2 separate regions of the Homo sapiens genome follow, and region 1 is linked to region 2. A link is an interaction called in ENCODE POLR2A ChIA-PET data of the cell type or tissue named here. Cell type or tissue: GM12878. All regions are shown on one strand. Links, peaks and the distances in the headings refer to the core of each region. The heading gives the core; the rest is flanking DNA. Region 1 overlaps DGKI (diacylglycerol kinase iota). Region 2 overlaps DGKI (diacylglycerol kinase iota).

Region 1 (9,558 bases), core at 413-8,412, 100 kb after region 2:
TGGGAGTCTGTGATTTTAACGAGCACCTCAAATAATTCTGATGCAGATGGGTCGCAAACCTAACTTTGAGAAATACCGTATGATAAGAAAGAACTTTGTCAGCCTGAGCTTCCCAGCAAGCGAACAAGGTGCCTGGAGAGATTGACTGGTGGGATGTGTGTTTGTGGATAACGTGGGTGGCCATGTTTCAAGGATGCTGTAGTTGGGGACTCTCAGCTGCTTTGGGCAAGAGGTCACAGAGATCTCCAGGCGAGTCTTTAGTTTAAATGCTCTGTTTGCAGTTTTCTTAGAACAACAGTCTTTTTTGGGAAAAAAGTATGCATAAGCAGATCATGTATTTATATTCTAATTTCTTTTAATGAACCACCTTTGAAGAAAGCCTACCTGTTGGGGCTGGGACTAAATTACCATAACCAGGTACTACCTGCAGGCTCCTAAACAAAGTACAGGCAGAGTGCTCAGGGGAGGAGTGAATCCATCATCTACGATGTGCCTTTCACTCCTTCCCTATTTTAGCAAAGCAAATGTCACAAGTAGAAGTTAAGAGAAGGAAGAAGTCAGTGTGGGTTGAAGCAGACAGAGGCAGCTTCATGGAAATGGGGTTCGAGCTCAGTTTTGAAAGATGGGTAAGATTTACATAAGTGATTTTGAAGAAGGAGAACATTTCGGGCAGGGAAGAGGAACATGAGCAGACTCAGAGGTGGGGCAAGCTCTGTACAAACGAGGTGGCAATCATGAGCCGTGCATGAGCATGTGTCAGAGAAAAATGGAAGTAAGAATGGAGTTAGGTTTTTTGAAACAAAACTTGGAGTGCATATTGTAAATACTGGTGGGCTTAGGAAGCATGACTATAGAATACATTGTCTAAACCAAGACACTTTTGAGGGTGAAAGTGGCTGCTGTTAATAATGATGCCGTAACATTAGGGATAAACCAGAACTGCATCACCCTAGCTTATGGGACATTAGGGCATCTATGTAAAACTAAAACTGTCCTGCAAAGCCGGGACCTCCTGCTGCCATGTGGATTGATATTTGGGGACTGATATTGGAGGGTACTGAAAGCCAGGCAATGACTTCCAAAACCCTAGAACAGCTGTAGGAGAGTTTGTTCCCAAGCTTCAGGGCTAAAACTAAACCACGTGACCTTTTCCTGTTCTACAGCTCTCTGGTGGCAACATTTAATACTGTAGAATACCTGTGAGCAGATACGTAATGGAATTAAATTTGTTCCCAAATTGGCAACAGTTCCCAAATTAGCAACTGTTTCTTTTTCTGGTCTAGATAAAATATAAAAGGATGCAAAAGTAATGAAATTGAAGTAGAAAGATCACTGTTTCCCAACCTGATTATGGGCACTGGAAACCTGAAATAAAATTCCAGCCAGAATCACTGTCGTTTGGTGACATTTATTTTTATGTACATTTATTCATTTATTCATTCATTTATTCTGTCAGTGTTTGTGAGCTGGGTTGAGTACCCAGTGCCTCACCGTTTAGCGGGCACAGCCAGATAGAAACTGTTCTCATGCTCTGGGGCTAGGCTATACAAACATGTTTAGCCAAATATTTGTACCTAAAGGAGCTCACCCCTCCAGTAGTAATCCCTGGAGTCCATACCATCGTGCACCTACTCAGACTTGAAAGAAACTTGCCTACATTGATATGCAAATTATACACCCACCGTGGTCACACAGACCTGAATAGGCACAGATGGGTAGCATGGGTGGTCAGAAGGAAATAGACTTTGTGTGGACTGACCTGGGTTTGAAAACCTGCTGTTCCATTTATGTACTGAGTAAAGTTGGGACATATCACTTTGCCTTTTTTTGCCTCAGTTTCCTGATTTAAAGTATTGCTACTGAGATAGACCACAGCGATTCTTATTTCTGGATGAGCATTATAGTCAATTATGCCATTTTACCTTTTAATCTTACCTTTGAAGTGTTGGTTCCCATTCTGGATGTACCACATCAGGATCTCTAGGGAGTGGGACTCAGCCTGATGTCAAAAACAAACAACCAGATCTACAGATGATTCTCTTCACTGTCAGGGTAGAGAGACAGTGATCCACTTCAGAAACAGAGTGTCAGGACCAAAAACCGTGGCCTGGTTCTCACACCTGGTGTGTAGTGGCTGTGATGGGCTAAATAGTGTACTCCAAAAGATATGTCGAAGTCCTGACGCCTCAGGACTTCAGTACCTCAGAATGTAACTTGATTTGGACATAGGGTTGTTGCAGATGTAATTAATTAGGATGAGTTCATCTGGAGTAGAGTGGGCCCTAATCCAGCATGACATGTGCCGTTATAAGAGAAGACACACGCTGGGCGCGGTGGCTCATGCCTGTAATCCCAGCACTTTGGGAGGCCGAGGCAGGTGGATCACCTGAGGTCGGGAGTTCAAGACCAGCCTGACTAACATGGAGAAACCCCATCTCTACTAAAAATAGAAAATTAGCCGGGGTAGTGATGCATGCCTGCAATCCCGGCGGCATTACAGGAGGCTGAGGCAGGAGAATCGCTTGAACCCAGGAGGCGGAGGTTGCGGTAAGCCGAGATCGTGCCATTGCACTCCAGCCTGGGCAAAAAGAGCGAAACTCCCTCTCAAAAAAAAAAAAAAAAAAAAAAAAAAAAAAAGACACACAGAGACACACACACAGAGAAGAAGGCCATGTGGTGATGGGGGCAGGAATTAGAGTGAGGCAGCTGCAAGCCAAGGCCCTCCGAGGATCGTGGCTCTCCTCAGAAGCTAAGAGACAGGCATGAAATTCATTCTCCCTCCAAGCCTTCAAAAGGGTGTTCAACCTTGTTGAAACCTTGATTTCAGACTTCTAGCCTCTAGGAGTGTGAGAGAATACATTTCTGTTGTTTTAAGCTACCCAGTTTGGGTTCCCCACAGAACACCCATTGCCATTGAGTGGGATCTTAGTATTCAGTGGAAAAGTGTTTGAGAAATGCTCACACAATGTTTGCAGTTTTCCTAGGACTCATACTCATCATCTCTGATCCATAACAACAACCTTTTGGGGTGGTCATATCGGGCTGTTCACTTCTACCTAAAGATAAAGAAGAGTCAGAGAGGCTTACTCACTATCCAGAGCTTTATGGCTTCTTTGCTTTCTTAGGGCAGTGCTAGGAACCTAATATAGTAGCCATTCTATAAGTCGAGTTACCTTATCTAGCCATGCAGATACCGCAGTTACATAGGCTCACTGACACGTATGCACACAGGTGCGTCTACAGCAGGCTTGAGTGTTTAGGTTGAGTGGTATGTGGTTGAGGTGTAAGTGAGCAGACAGGCAGGTTGGTGTCAGAAGCTGGGAGCTGCAGGGAACAGAGTAGGTAGATGGTGAGGTGAGTGAGCGTGTATGTTGTGTAAGAGGAAAAATGGAACTGTCAGACTTCAGGATGCTGTTACCAGATATATCTTCTCTATTTTTAAATGTGAGCATGCCACCCTCTTTTTGTGGACCAGCTAATAGGTACTGCTTTGCTTTTGTTATTGTTTTGTTCTTGTATTTTGCTTTAGTCTTTTCCTCGTAGATAATGTTTGGTGAAAATGGCTTAACCCTACCTGTGACACCCTGCCTTAATTCTAAGTTTTCTTCTAATGTTGCTTGCAATTTGCCAAATACAGTTTTACTGAGAAAGTGAATGAATTGAGTTAGAGAGGCCATGTGATATGAGAGTTGGAGGATTGGAGGGCAAGAGCTTCACAGATCCAGAGACAAAAAGATCTAGATAAAAATGCAAGTTCTGCTCTGCCTTTCTGAGCCTCAGTTTCCTCTGTAAAATAGTGGTGATTAAATCTACCTCTCAGAATCAGTAGAGGGATAAAATCAGTTAACAAATGTTTGTATTCATTTTCCTCCTCTTCTGTACCTACTATGGTTCAATGTCATGGAGCTGAACAAGCTAATTAGCAGATTTGGTTGGACTTTGGCTTAACAAGGCCTTATATTTGGGATGATTCCAACACTAAGACTCTTATGGCTTCACCTGTCATTTTGCTGCTGTGTGTAGCATCCATATTCTTACCAAGTCATGACTGCGGACAACTGAGTGGGACAAATCAAAGTAACCCATTCTGTGATCTCATCTCACAAGCTGTGTCTTCTTATTGGTGAATCAGAAGCCTCATCATTGTCTGTAACGGGGTATCACAATATTTGCTCACAGGAATGCTGGTCATGTCCTTAGATTCTTGGAAGAAACTTTCAAGAAGAGTACAAGGGTCATAGCTTTCTGCCCTATTTGAAGGAAACTTTCAGCTTTCTGCTGTTTAAAAATGAAAATGATTTTGAGCCCAGTTACACCTTGTCTGTTTCATCTCAGGAAGAATGAGCACCAGGCAGCAGCTTGTGAAAATGCTGGTTCCCATGCATCTGTGTGTGTGGGTGAGAAGATGAGGCAATCAGAGCCCGACATGCATTACTGGGGACTTTCTGGCCATCTGCGTATTCAGGTCTAGCTGGTGTGTAACATGGAGCACCAGCATTGGACTTAGAATGCACCAAGATCTGCCTGCATGTTGCTCCTGCTCTGTCAGCCTCAAATGCCAGTTGTCTGGCACAGCAGACTCATGATCTGCACCCCAGATGGCAGTTTGGCTGAGCTGGGTGCAGGCTGTCAGAGGGAACCACGTGTGTGGCAATAAAGCCCAGGAGGCAAAGCCCGCTCTCTGAGTTGTTTGGGTGCCAGCCATTCTCTGCCAGGGGCCTTTTTCACCATTAGGATATTGAGGATCTAATGAATCAAGATGACTCATGGAAAGTGTGGCCATCAACAAAAATAAGAAAAGAATTTTCACAGACACACTGTCTGCTACTGAGTTCCTAGTCAGTGGATATGAGAGAGGGAGAGAGTGGGGTGCTCTCAGTGGCAGAAGTAATGTCACCCTTTAGGTGTCTGGCCTGATAGCTCAGCATTTCCATGAGATCGTTCACGTGCACACTTAGTGTCTGGCACATGGTAGACCCTCAGGACATGTTAGCCATTGTTACTATGACAACTGTCATGGGGATCGTTATAATTTGGTACCAAGTGCTGTCTGTATATTAAAGGAGAATCTAGTGCTGATACTGCTCACTTCATGTAATGGGGATAGTGATAGTATATGTAGGCTATGAAGCCAAGGGATCTTTAGGATTCTGTCACTTCTAGGTGACCCTGGATCAATAGTACCATTGTCTATTTGCACAGCCCATTTTCTTTTGACCCAAAATTGTGTTCTGGAGAACACTAAACTCAAAAGAAAACAATATACGGCATTATACATTAAAAGGAGCTCATGACCATAAATTTTGAAAACACTGAATGACTTTAATATGCAAATAGGTCCTGTGAAGCTCAACGAAGCATATAAGGTATGCAGGATTTCCTACTTTTTTTTTGAGTGGATGGGAGGATTGTGGAACCCATAATTTCCCCACAGAACACCCATTGCCATTTTGTAGGATCTTAGGAGTCAGTGGAAAAGTATTTGAGAAATGCTCACACAATGCTTTGCAGTTTTCCTAGGACTCATACTCGTCTCTGATCCATAACAACAACATTTTGAAGTAGTCACATTGGGTTGGGTTGTTCACTTCTACCTAAAGATAAAGGAAAAAAAGAGTCACAGAGGCTTACTCACTCTCTAGAGCTTTATGACTTTTTTCTATCTTTGTGCAGTTCTTTTGCCTTTATACTAAACTTTCATTAAGCCAAAATGCATGTGTCTTATTTTATTCTTAGAGTTTGAACCTCTGAGAATAATTGTCATCTTTTCTGTCATGACAATTTTAGATTGAGGCTGCATTTGCGTGTTTGTGTAAGGGTGTGTGTTTCTGTGAAGCAGTTCTGTTGTTATTGGATATTGTATGGTCCTGTTACCTAGTAATAAAAATAATTTGCATCTGATTTAGCATAAGGCTTACATGTTACCTAGGCAATGCCCAGGTGTACAGAAATGGTTTCTCTTCTTGCAATGTTTTCCAGGGGCAGGGACCCACAGTACTGGGGTTTAACCAGTATTCCTGTTGCTTAGAGGCACTCAATCTTGATGGAAGCATTATTTGCATTATCGGTTACTCCAAAACCACTACTGGCCCCCAAAGTTGGTATTGTCTCTGTTTGTTAGGAGCTTGTTGTTGTTGTTCCCTGCCACATTGATGAGGTGGATACATATTCAGAAGGTGATGCTTTAAAAACACGAGGAAATGGAAAATCCTGCATTGATGCCTTCATTTAAGGGGGTGCAGGTAATGTGTTGATGAAGCGTGTGAGCTTTGGAATCAGATGACCTGGTTTTGAATCCTGATTTCCAGGCTTTGAGTTGTGTGACACTGGTCCTTGTTTTAACCTCGTTAAGCCTAAGTTTTACATCTGGAAAATGGGATTATACTGCTTCTTGTGGTTGTTGTGAAAATTAAAAGAGTTAATGCATATATAACAGCAGGCTGGCAAATCACAGGCACTCAATAAATATTGACCACTATAATCATTCCTCCTTGAATGAAAGTGGTTCCAAGAAACAGAGCCAAAAGAGACAACTCAGAGTACTAGGTTTGGAGAGTCTTAGCATCACCTACTACCTCTGTTTCCTCGAGGAAAGTTAAGGACTGAGCTTGTGAGGTGAAACAACTAGCCTAGCTGACAGTCAGGCTCTCCCTCCCCTCTTGCTCCTTCACCATTCTGTCAACCTTTTACAGCACACACCACTTACTAGCTATCATACTTTTAAAAATTGCTCGCTTATTTATCTGTCTCCAACACTACAGCATAAGCTCCATTTAGCTCAGGAACTCTGCCCTTGTTGTCCTCTCCTGTATTCCCCACACTGAGGATAAGTGATTGAACTGAATAGTTACCCTGTGTTACTTAACATTGAATGAATGAATGAGTTCAATGAGGTGCTTGTTGAGAGAGAGACACATACACACACAGACACCTGTCACCAGATCAACCCTGCCATTTAAGTATTGTTATATTTATAATCCAGGACGTCTGAATTCCTGCCTCCTTTTTAAGACTCTTTAGAGGGAGATTTAACACATGCAGGTAGCTGACTTGTGTAAGGTTTTATGCCCTGTTTAGCCAGTGCCATGCCTTTTGCAGTGCATTTTATTTCATTCTCGTGGAGAACAGAGACTGCTTTTTGCCATCTTGGCACAGGGGGTCATGTGTGGTTGTCATTAGTCAGTTCCCCTAGGGATCTCATGAGAACAGATCATATGAAGCAATCACGTTAAATATCATATTTCTTATCTATCCTCATCAGTCTTGGTCCCCCAGGTTACCACTAGCAAAGAAAAGAGGAAAACAGTAAGCTGTAACACATAGAGATGGCTTTGGGTTAGAAAGACTTCCACTCTTAGCTAGTCTTTCTTGGGCAAGTTGCACAGTCTCATAGGGTCTCAGTTCCCTTAGCTGGGTAAGTCGTACCTACTTGGCATGGCAGAAGTGAGCTCTGTTTACAGTGTGGGTAATGTGTATATTACACAGCTAGCCTCCTGGCAAATCTCTGTGGGTATGATGTCCTCATTAAAAAATGAAATGGGCGGGTGTGTATGTGTCAGTGAAAACATTACCAACTGGAGGTACAGTGTTGAGTAAACAATGACTGAGATGTCTGTGGGTCTTCCTGGACTAGATTGGCTGGAAGACTGCCTTAATTATGTCACCAAATAGCTTGGAATGTGAAAAATGGCAGTGAAAGGATAACTAACTTACCACAGCTTGATATCGCTTCTTAACTAGAAATACAGTATTCCATATCAAAGCAAATATCTCTAAATTTTTGGTTAGAAATATTAAGCTGTGAACTTTAAGAAAATAATTCTATTTCCACAAAGTAAACTGATAATGGAAACATGTCAGGATTCATAATACAAGTAAGATGGTGTTTATGGTACTGTCACACCAGCAAGGACTGAAAAAGGCAAAGTGTTTGGGATTTCCTAGTTTATACTAAGGCTCAAATCTCTGCTGTACCCGTGATATGCTACCTCAGAACTAGAGAAAGCCACCAAGACATAGAAACACCATTTTCTATTAACTTGTTTTGTTATGACTTCTGTAATATGTCTAGCCCATCTTCACTCAAGTCTGTCTGCTTGAAATTTGTGAATGCACATGGGTGTGTATGTGTGTAGGGCTCTAATGGTATGAATTTCTACTTATTAGTGTCTGTGTACCTGTAATTATATTTATATCCATATTTGCGTGCATATCAATCCTTCAATTACTCTACTATAAGACACCTGGCAACTTTGACCTGCTGGCACAAATAATAACCTTGAAGAGCGTGTAAAAATATGACAAGGAACAGCCACAAAACCACCTGTAAAGAGCCAAAATCAGGAAGATTGCATCTGATGAGTTGAAACTAGTGACCGGCTGTGGTTGTATACTGACTTCTAAGCTGAGAAGCATAGAAAAACAAATGGGGAAAAAGAAATAAGAGAAAAGAGAAGCAGGCAAATTTTAAAGAAGCAGAAACAAGAAACAAGGGCAACAAAGTACAGAGAACTTCAATAATAAGAATGATGAAATATGAAGTGTCCTTGGGTAAAATGAGAGCCAGGGTGGGAAACAGAATTATGGATTTTTAAGGATTTCTTCAAGTTCATTAGGCTGGAACCCTTTTTAATGTATCATGAGCATGAGGGAAGAGGCAGAAGGAATACCTGAGCTGCCCAGTAATCTAGATGGAGGGGCACAGTGAGTATCATTCCCCATGACTCTCCGCCTGGCAACTCTGAGGGCATCAGTTTGTTAGTATCATTTGATTAGACTTGTGCAAACCCATTCAAACTTATCAGGCCCTTCGCCATGCTTGTTATAAAGACTGGCTGCAATATTTGTTTTATATCTCAATAACTGTGCCTGAATTGTAAGAAGATTTCCAAAAGATGGTGGCAGTACGCGATAGTCACCCAAATGAATTCCAAGGTGTAGACTTCTCCTAAGATTCACGTCGTAGCTTTCTGTTTTTTTGTTTGTTTGTGTGTTTGTTTTAGAGACAGAATTCTGCCATGTCACCCAGGTTGGAATGTGGCGATGTGATCCTGGCTCACTGCAGCCTCAAACTCCTGGGCTTAAGTGATCCTACTGCCTCAGCCTCCTGAGTATCAGGGACCACAGGCTTGCTGTAGATTTCTGTTGAAGCCTATCAGAGAAACTTTGTGCCTATCACTTTCTTCTCATTAAAAAGAAGTATTAAATCCACTAACATAAGTCACATTTAACCATTTAAGAGTGTGATTTGGTACAAATTTTAGTTTAAGGGTAAACTGTTGAGATACAGACATGTACCTTTTTCCTCCCTTAAAAAGAATCCTGTACTGTTCTGACTGTAGTTTTTACCAAACTTAATCCAGTGCTCAAAACACGATGGATGTATCATTCTTTGTAACCAGTCATGAACGTTAGCTTTGAATTAACGCAATCCTAGCAATTTGGTTCTTACCAAATTGTTTCTCCTATGAGCCCCGATTGGCTGCTTCTCAGGAAGAGGAAAGGTTTTTTGTGTGTCTTTCTAGTTCTTATATTCAGCTCACAGTCTTTTTTTTCCCT
Region 2 (9,558 bases), core at 584-8,583:
ACTTGTACTATTTCTGGACTCTCTATTCTGTTCTGTTAATCTATTTTTCTATCTTTATGCCAATAACACCCTGTAGGTTTAAAGTAAATTTCAAGTCATGTGGTATGAATTCTCTATCTTTTTTCTGTTTTCAAGATTAATGTATTCTGGATCCTTTACATTTCCAAATAAATTTTAGAATTAACATGTCAATTTTTATTTTCAGAAGACCTGCTGGAGTTATGATTGGGATTTCATTGACTTAGAAGATTAACCTGTATGTATAGTTTATTTTTTAGCCAGTGATTTGGGAGAGAGATTTATTTGCAGATTTTAGGGATCACTGCCTTTGTGACTTCTCTCTATTTAACATATTCCCCCTAACTTTCTGCAGTTTTGCCTTCCCCTAAGTTATCTGATACTTTGATCAAGTAAGGAAACTGAGGCTTTCTGCAACCCCAGCTATGTGCAAATTGGGAGTGCTAACAGTCAAATATTTGCAAACTTGCAAATTTCATTCATTGCAGTTTGTCTTTTAATGGGGGTCTCTGCTCCAGATTTTGCCTAACCATGTTCACTTTGTAGTGCCTTTGAGTAGTTTTTTTTTTTAATTGTCCAGATCTAAAAATTGTTATCTGTGGAACAATTGTTCTGACCTAGCTACTTTGCTATTAACAGAAGACAGAGCACCTCCTTCTTGCCTCCTCTTTCATCTCCCTGTAACACACCTGCCCATTGTCCCCTAAGTAATCTTTCAAAAAAGCAAACCCAAGCAAACCATTTTCTGGTTGAAAGCCCATCAATGACTCTTCATTGCTTTCTCTCTGCTTTCTTATCTTCCTTTTTTAGATTCCTCCTCACTTATCCTATGCACTCTCTGGCTTTATTGAACCATTTGGCATTTCCTAGACACACCCTTCCCTTAAAAGTCTCCCCTTCTTGGGCTTATATCATGATCCTGACTAAAATGCCTCTATGTTCTTTGTAGCCGGGCTAACTCCTAGTTCTTCAAAAGTCAGCTCGAAGTACCAACTCATTGGTGAAAACTTCTGGGCGTTATTGAAAGTGGGCTACTCATACTTTCATATTTTCCTAATGTTTTTGTTATGTTTTAGTATCACAAAACTCATCAACTTATATTTAATTGTTTAATCACTTATTACACTGTGAGCTGTGTACGCCTTGGTAGGGTCCATGTCTTACCTGTGATTGCCAATCGCCTAGTATTCTTGTTGAGGAAATAAGGGAAGGTGAACGGACTGAATAGCCACATGATGGTTGCATTTTAGGTGTATTTATGACGAAATTTTAGGTATCTGGTCATTCCCAAATATTTTCCCTTTGTCTTCTCACTCATGGCACTGAATATTTAAATACCAATATGCGATTAACAAGGTAAAGTTAGAACCACAGAAATGCCTCAGTTATCCAGAGGAAAGCTTTCCAGGAGCCTCAGAAAATGAACCAGATGAAGACTTAAAAATCTATGTATATAAATAGAAGAATTCTTTAAAGAGAATAAAAGACATTGATGAGTCGAAAGCAGTGACATAGTAAATAACTAAAGAGCCAATGATGCCAATATTTCATCTGTTGAGATATGACTTAAAGTTTTATGAACACAAAGGAAAAGGCTGATTCTGATTTCAAAAATTAAGCAGCTCTTGAAGCTTTAATTGGCGTGGCTACAGTATGACACAGAGGAACACTGAGGGAGCTAGACCATAGCCGTCGCTGCTGTGAGACACAGGGAGCCAGAATCCTTTCACATTTTCCTGGACATGTCAACCTTTCTTTGTTTCTTTTTTGACTGCTACATAATCATATAGGCATTGCATACTTTTTATGGAGATTCTTTCTTGGTGGAATCCCAGTTTTAATTACTGTTTCCATGTAAGTTATTGTTGGTGAGCAGACAATGCCTTTTCCACTTTTTAAAATAATGCCATAGAATTCCATATTACTACCATGCATATATACTAAAGTTTCTCCCGCCTCATCCTTTTTTTAACAGATTGGTGGGGGTCTCACTCTGTCGCCTGGGCTGAAGCTCAGTGGCATGATCATAATTCACTGCAGCCTCAAACTCCTGGGCTTAAGCAATCATCTGCTCTAGCCTCCTGGTTAGCTAGGACTACAGGCATGTGCCACCATGCCCAGCTAATTAAAAAAAATTTTTTTTTTTGGTAGAAACAGGGTCTTGCTGTGTTTCCCAGGCTGGTCTTGAACTCTTGGCCTCAAGCATTTCTTTTGCCTCAGCCTCCCAAACTGCTGGGATTATAGGCATCAGCTATCCTGCCTGGTCTTTTTAAAAGGCCTTTTCTTACAATTGATTATTATCTCATTACTCCTCCTTTTCTCATGTATTTTTCGTCTCTTCTCCAGTCCATTTTTGCTTTGAGCCTCTCCCACATACACCTGCCCCCTCAAATATCTGTCATTTATCACAAAGGCTTTCTCATACTGTCATGCTTTAAGACACTGATAATCCACTTCTTCCATTAAGTTGCCCTGTACCAATCATAGATGATCGATTGCGTGGTTATATGAAATAGATAATACAAAATGAAAAATGAACGTTTCTTCTTTAAGTACACCTTCCTCAGATACACCTCTTCCCCTACCCTCAGAGGTAACCACACTTAACCATTTTCTGTGTTGTGTAATCCTTCTATATTTTTTCTAAGCATCTATGAATAAACACACACACGTAAAGTAAGATGATGGTCAAAATGTTTAACCACTGCATGGTAATATAAAACTTAGCACTTAAAAATATGTTCTATTCTCTAGGCAGACCAAACTATATATAATTGCCTACCAGGTGATCTATGTTAGAGGTTAAATCATTCATCAAACTATTCCAATAATTTTCAAAGCATTTATTGATTTTTAATGGGTATAATCTTTTGTTTGATGCAGCTGTCGGTAGTTAAGTGATGTCCCTGTATCAACCATGATTTGAAACAGGGAAACACATCAATCTATTCCAATGATTCACTCATTGCATAATACTGCCACTTGCTTCTTTCATTTAAGAATATACTTTTAGCTGGGCGTGGTGGCTCACGCCTGTAATCTTAGCACTTTGGGAGGCCAAGGCAGGTGGATCACCTAAGGTCAGGAGTTTGAGACCAGCCTGACCAACATGGAGAAACCCCATCCCTACTAAAAATACAAAATTAGCTAAGCATGGTGGCACATGCTTATAATCCCAGCTACTCGGGAGGCTGAAGCAGGAGAATCGCTTGAACCCAGGAGGCGGAGGTTGCAGTGAGCCGAGATCACACCATTGCACTCCAGCCTGGGCAAAAAGGGCGAAAAACTCTGCCAAAAAAAGAAAAAAAAAAGAATATACTTTTGACATCTTTCCCTGTGAGACTATAATAAATCTACTTTATTGTATCTAATGATAGGATAGTATCCCATAATATGGATATAAGTTTATCTATCGAGTTCCCTACTGTTTAAATGTTTCCAGTGTTTTGCTATTACACGTAATGTTGCTAAAACATTCTCTTACATCTTTGTCTGCTTCGGTGCATACTTTTGTAAGATAGACTTATAGACGAGGAATTGTTGGTTCAAAGTAGATGTGCCAATCAAGAATTTGCCCACTTATAAGTAACTACACACATCTTGTGTGCACATGCACCGACATACATATTATCACCTGAAAATATAAACCCAGATGCAAACACAGGTGAGCACTAAATTAATTCTAAAATTCATTTGAGGATTTGGCACCATGAAGTTGCATAGCCACATACCCTCAGGTAGACAAGACAGGGGAATGGCAGAGGTACCTTGGTAGAAAGTGAAGGAGAAGAAGAAAGGTTGGTGGTCCAGAGAAGTCAGTATTTCCTTGCCTGGAATGAGTGCCTGCCTATCGAATTTTGATAAAACTTCTTGATTGTCATCCTTGTTTCATTACGGTCCTCCCAGGAATATTTTGCTTTTTTCTAAGCTTTAAAGATCATAGCTTCGTGACTTAATCTTTGGACTGGATTTCCCCACTTATATGAGAAGAACTAATAATGCCACATGGAGCACACCTTTTCAGGACTCAAGGAGTCTAAAAAAAAGAAAAGAAAAATGAGTCAGAACTTCTGCCTGTGAGTCTGAGTCAGCTTAGTGTGTTAAAAAAAATAATAATAAAAAAAGAAAAGAAAAAAAAAACCGTGTGAGGAGACCTGCCTGGAAAAACTGCTGAATGGAAAGACTTGAGAACAGCTTATAGATATTGACGGCAGATGAAGAATTTTCATGTCTTTTCAGAAATGGTTAGCAGCCACTCATAACAGTCCTGTGACGTCACAGAAATCTTGACTCCTGCTTGTCTTTCTCGTTCTCCTTTAAGCCCTTCCCTCCTCCTTTTCATATAGGACCTTAACACAAGAGGGTCAGGAAGAGAAGAGAAGGGTTGCTCACAGGAGGAAAGAAGGCAAGGGGTAGCTGTTACTTTACCTGGTGGGCCATGTGTCGCTACAAATCAGGTGGTCTCTTTGGAGGAGATGCCACTTGGTAAGGGAGGCTTCCTGAGCACTCGAATACTACTAGCAACTCAGAATGTGGGACCGCTGGAAGGAAAAACACCCCTGGATGGGGCGAAGGTTGAGTTCAATTTTATTTTTTACTCTGTGTGTGTGTAGGGGGAGGGTAATGGGAAATGTGTGTTTTGCAGACACATTAACATAAGGAGAATAGCGGATGCGACTTTATTATCCTCATTCACGTAAAGGTGGACATTTAAATTTTTTTTTACAGTAGGGAAAAAGAACCTTCTGAGTTGATTTGGTATAGTGGAAATTGCATGGAAATGTTTAGCTTCCTCTGTTTTCACAAACATGTAACCTTCTAAGAAAATCTCTCTTTGACCTATTTCAAAGTTTGATTTTTTTTTTTAAAACAGTTGGGAAAATAGGAGCTAACATGAATTGCCCCTTTTCCAACAGTGAAAATGTTTGTAATGTACCTTTTCATGTTGCTCTAATTATGACCATAACTTCTTTTTTATTCAATCCTGAATCTGTTATATTTTAAAATTATATAAAATTATAAAACACTGGCCAAAATTAGTCACCCAGGAAATAGTATAAGGGACCCAGTTAAGAAAGTAAGTGTAAGTGACTGAAAAAGTTTGGTGCCTTCTCATTGAGGCAGACTTGCTTATTTGTTTGTTAACCTCAGAAGTATTACCATACATACTGTCTATGGATTTAGATACATGATTTTTCTCACCTTCTAGACATCCACCTTGTTGTGATAGAAGGAGCATGGATTTAGAGTCAGGCAGCCTTGGATCTGAATCACTTTACTACTTCTGTGGCCCTTAGCAGGCTATATAGCTTCTGTGAGCCTCAGTTTCCTCATCCATAAAATGAAAATAATGTCTACAGGTTAGTATTGTAACAAGGGATCACTCAGATTAACTTTGGAAAAGCTTTCTGCTATTAAGCATTTGGAAAACATGAGTTTCTATTTTTTTTTTGTATTTTGGTTATCATTATTGGCTTGGTTTTCTTTCTAGGCCTTGGATTCTCCTTCACTTTATGTAGAATATGATCTTCTTGTAGTAGATAGATGTGAGTCCTGCCAACAGAATTTTTCTGAATTGGCTTCTTGTCTTTTCTTTACCAATAGCTGCCTATTCAGTTCAGCTGCCTGATCAACATCTTGTCTCTCAATTCCTGTGTGCCCTCACAGATCTATTAAAGCATCCTGAGAAGAGGGTCCCTCAGAGTCACCAGGTTTCAGGGCTCCAGCTTTTCCTGGGGATCAGAATACCCCTTCAGAGGCCAACACTCTAAGGCAGTAATGTGTTTCTCTGGCCAAACGCCTGATAGTATCTTCTTGGCAAGTTCATTATTTATTCCCCTTTACTGGTGTGAGGGTTTTCCCAAAGTGTCATGTCTTTGCAGAGTTTTTCCTACCCTTCCGTGCTATACGTGTGGTACCATTTTATGCATTTGTTTTTGCTAATATGAAATAAATCCCATTATAAATAATTCCAAGGGATTTTGCAGATGATTGTACTGTTCAGAATAAGAGGAGTGTTCCGTGAATCATGGAGCTGCTTTGGTACACAGTTTGTAGAAGTAAAATGTGGTATAATGTAATTGACCCATGGGTCCCTTCTTGTACAGAGTGTCACTTGCTGAGAAGTAAGCAAAAAAGGGAGTGCATTCCTGCATCTGGCAATTCACCCCCATCCTGCAAGAGTAACTCATAGAGCAGCAGCTTATTCCATTGTGACACTGACTCACCCTTCCTCTCTCCACCCCCATTGTCTAGTGCTGATGTGTTCTGTCCCCACTAATTCTAGGGTCACACTGACTTATGCCTTCATCATCCTAAGTGGAGAAGAAAGCTTGTCTGTGTTGATGAAAGTATGAAAATAGAAATGCCATAACTTTTAATGCAAACAATATATGTTTGTTGAATGTATGAATACAACAACTTGGAATAACTGCTGACAGTGTTTCCAAATATTTTGGGTCTATTTAAGTAAAGAGACATGAATAATTTGAAACTGGCATTCTTTTTCTTCTTCTTTTTTTTTGAATTAGCAATACATGTGATGAAACCTTAAAAACAAATTCTCATAGTTACGAATGGTTGCCTTTAGTGAGCAGGATGGGGAACAGATCTGGGGGCTTAGGTCATTCATTATAAACCATTCTGCAAGCTTTCTTTTTTCTAACCAGATGTGTGTATTACTTTAATGTTTTTTTGATACCTCCCTTAAGTAGGCCCAGTCCAGTTTAAGTGCAATCTCTTGAGTGCCTTGTGTCAGACACTGTGCCGGTCACCCAGGGCTCCAGGGTGAATCACGAATAGCTCTCACATGTGAATTCACAGTCTAGTTGGGGAGACAGAACAGACCAAAAGCAGATAATATTTAAATAACATGATGCTGGCTAAGAGAGAGGTAGCCATGGAGTTAAGTATCTTCCTCTCCATTTTATTCAGCCTTTTGTTTTAAAATTCTACCTTTATGATGTATTTCAACAGAGTTCTGTGTCATGATTTTGGATTTAGTGGAAAAAGAACAGAGGAGATTTTCTTGTTACCTTAATTTTCCCAACATGGAAGATTTGGGAATGAAGAAGGACACTGCAAAGAGTGAGGCCTAAAATGGAAACCAGTCATGATTTTTATTTTGCTACTTTCTTTACGGACACGAATGCACACAGTGTAGAGCAGCCTTAACTCTGAATTGGAACAAGGTCGTGTAAGTGCCAGGACGTTATTTCCAGAAGCCCACAGCTGCTGATTCCTACACCCAGTGATTTCCACTGCCTTTTCATGATTCTGGAATTCCCAAGAACAGTGTCATCTTATTAGAAGGTATTTCCCAGTTCGAGTTGGAGACAAACCAACCTTCCCTCACAGGCTGAGTCCTTCTGGTTTCACTGCCAAAGCTTCCAGACTCACCCAGGGTCTGTTAGACATATTTGAATGAATCTGTCAGATTGTTCAGTCGTTAATGAGGTCACACTTTCCATGAAGACCATAGTGGCGTCATTTTGTGTACCAACAATTGTATCAAGTCATGATGATTTTTTAAATATCATTGAAATAATCATTAAAATATTATTGAGATAAAGATGCATGTTTATTGGTATCTATTTATTCCTTTCTCTTGTTTAAGAGAGAATTTACTTAGATGTGTACAAAACTGCTTTCTGGCATACTTAATTTTATGGGTTTCTGATTTCCACATCACTGAAAGTATCTGGAATACCTATGATGCAATGTGAATCTTGTTTCCACTAACTAGTAAGTAAATGCTTTGTTCGAGATTTAAGAAAGTTGGCCTGGCACGGTGGCTCACACCTGTAGTCCCAGCACTTTGGGAGGCTGAAGCGGGTGGATCACCTGAGGTCCGGAGTTTGAGACCAGCCTGGCCAACATGGCGAAACCCCATCTCTACTAAAAATACAAAAATTAGCTGGGCATGGTGGCACGCACCTGTGATCCTAGCTACTCAGGAGGCTGAGGCAGGAGAATCGCTTGAACCCGGGAGGTGGAGGTTGCAGTGAACTGAGATTGCACCACTGCACTCCAGCTTAAGTGACAGAGGTGAGATGCCATCTCAAAAAAAATAAATAAAAATAAATAAAGAATGAATATAATTGCAAAGATAAAACGTAAACCCAGATTGGGAATAAGAAGCAGAATTATACCAAAATGGAAGCTGACGATTACACAGATTCACTCCTTATTTACTCATTCAAAGCTTGCCTCACATACCATAGGTAAAGTGGGTAACTCTTTCTGATTTTTTTGGTTCACTTCAAGACTATATGATCTTGAAATTTTAAATAAATAAGCTAAAAAGGCCCTAAAATATTTTATTAAAACCCACTGAGGGCCGGGCGCGGTGGCTCACGCCTGTAATCCCAGCACTTTGGGAGGCCGAGGCGGGCGGATCACGAGGTCAGGAGATCGAGACCATCCCGGCTAAAACGGTGAAACCCCGTCTCTACTAAAAATACAAAAAATTAGCCGGGCGTAGTGGCGGGCGCCTGTAGTCCCAGCTACTTGGGAGGCTGAGGCAGGAGAATGGCGTGAACCCGGGAGGCGGAGCTTGCAGTGAGCCGAGATCCCGCCACTGCACTCCAGCCTGGGCGACAGAGCGAGACTCCGTCTCAAAAAAAAAAAAAAAAACCCACTGAGTATAATTTATTGATTTTTATAAAACTAATTCTTTTTTTTTCTGTTTTACTTATAAGTTTTGGGATATGTGTGTAGAATGCGTAGGTTTGTTACATAGGTATACATGTGCCATGGTGGTTTGCTGCACCTATCAACCCGTCATCTAGGTTTTAAGCCCCTCATGCATTAGGTATTTGTCCTAATGCTCTCCCTCCCCTGCCTCCCACCCCCAGACAGGCCCTGATGTGTGTTGTTCCCCTCCCTGTGTCCATGTGTTCTCATTGTTTCACTCCCGCTTATGAGAGAGAACATGCAGTGTTTGGTTTTCTGTTCCTGTGTTAGTTTGCTGAGAATGATGGCTTCCAGCTTCATCCATGTCCCTGCAAAGGACATTTCATTTTTATGGCTGCATAGTATTCCATGGTGTATATGTGCCACATTTTCTTTATCCAGTCTATCACTGATGGGCATTTGGGTAGGTTCTAAGTCTTTGCTATTGTAAATAGTGCTGCGGTAAACATACATACGCATGTGTCTTTATAGAACAATGATTTATAATCCTTTGGGTATATACCCAGTAATGGGATTGCTGGGTCCAATGGTATTTCTGGTTCTAGATCCTTGAGGAATCGCCACACTGGCTTCCACAATGGTTGAACTAATTTATACTCCCACCAACAGTGTAAAAGCGTTCCCATTTCTCCACAGCCTTGCCAGCATCTATTGTTTCCTGACTTTTTAACAATTGCCGTTCTGACTGGCATGTGATAGTATCTCATTGTGGTTTTGATTTGCATTTCTCTAGTGATCAGTGATGATGAGCTATTTTTCATGTTTGTTGGCCGCATAAATGTCTTCTTTTGAGAAGTGTCTGTTCATATCCTTTGCCCACTTTTTGATGGGGTTGTTTTTTTTTCT

Evidence for each region. Peaks named below come from ENCODE experiments on the same cell type or tissue, not always from the same donor. Only the 100,000 strongest peaks of a DNase experiment are listed, where the experiment ranks them.
Region 1: POLR2A ChIA-PET joins it to region 2 with 27 read pairs; 3 of 35 experiments call an interaction of 5 or more read pairs at or near these places.

What each region holds. Positions count from the first base shown.
Region 1 is chr7:137,665,846-137,675,403 of GRCh38, reverse strand. The region is part of intron 3 of DGKI (diacylglycerol kinase iota); the gene reads left to right. Among named protein-coding and RNA genes, the nearest start is that of DGKI, 180 kb to the left of the region's middle. RefSeq lists enhancers at 4,288-4,337, 4,398-4,447, 4,468-4,517. In GM12878, for the core only: no CTCF peak of the experiment used is centred there; a DNase peak (open chromatin) is centred at 4,383.
Region 2 is chr7:137,769,629-137,779,186 of GRCh38, reverse strand. All of the region lies in intron 1 of DGKI (diacylglycerol kinase iota), which reads left to right. Among named protein-coding and RNA genes, the nearest start is that of DGKI, 73 kb to the left of the region's middle. In GM12878, for the core only: no CTCF peak of the experiment used is centred there; no DNase peak of the experiment used is centred there.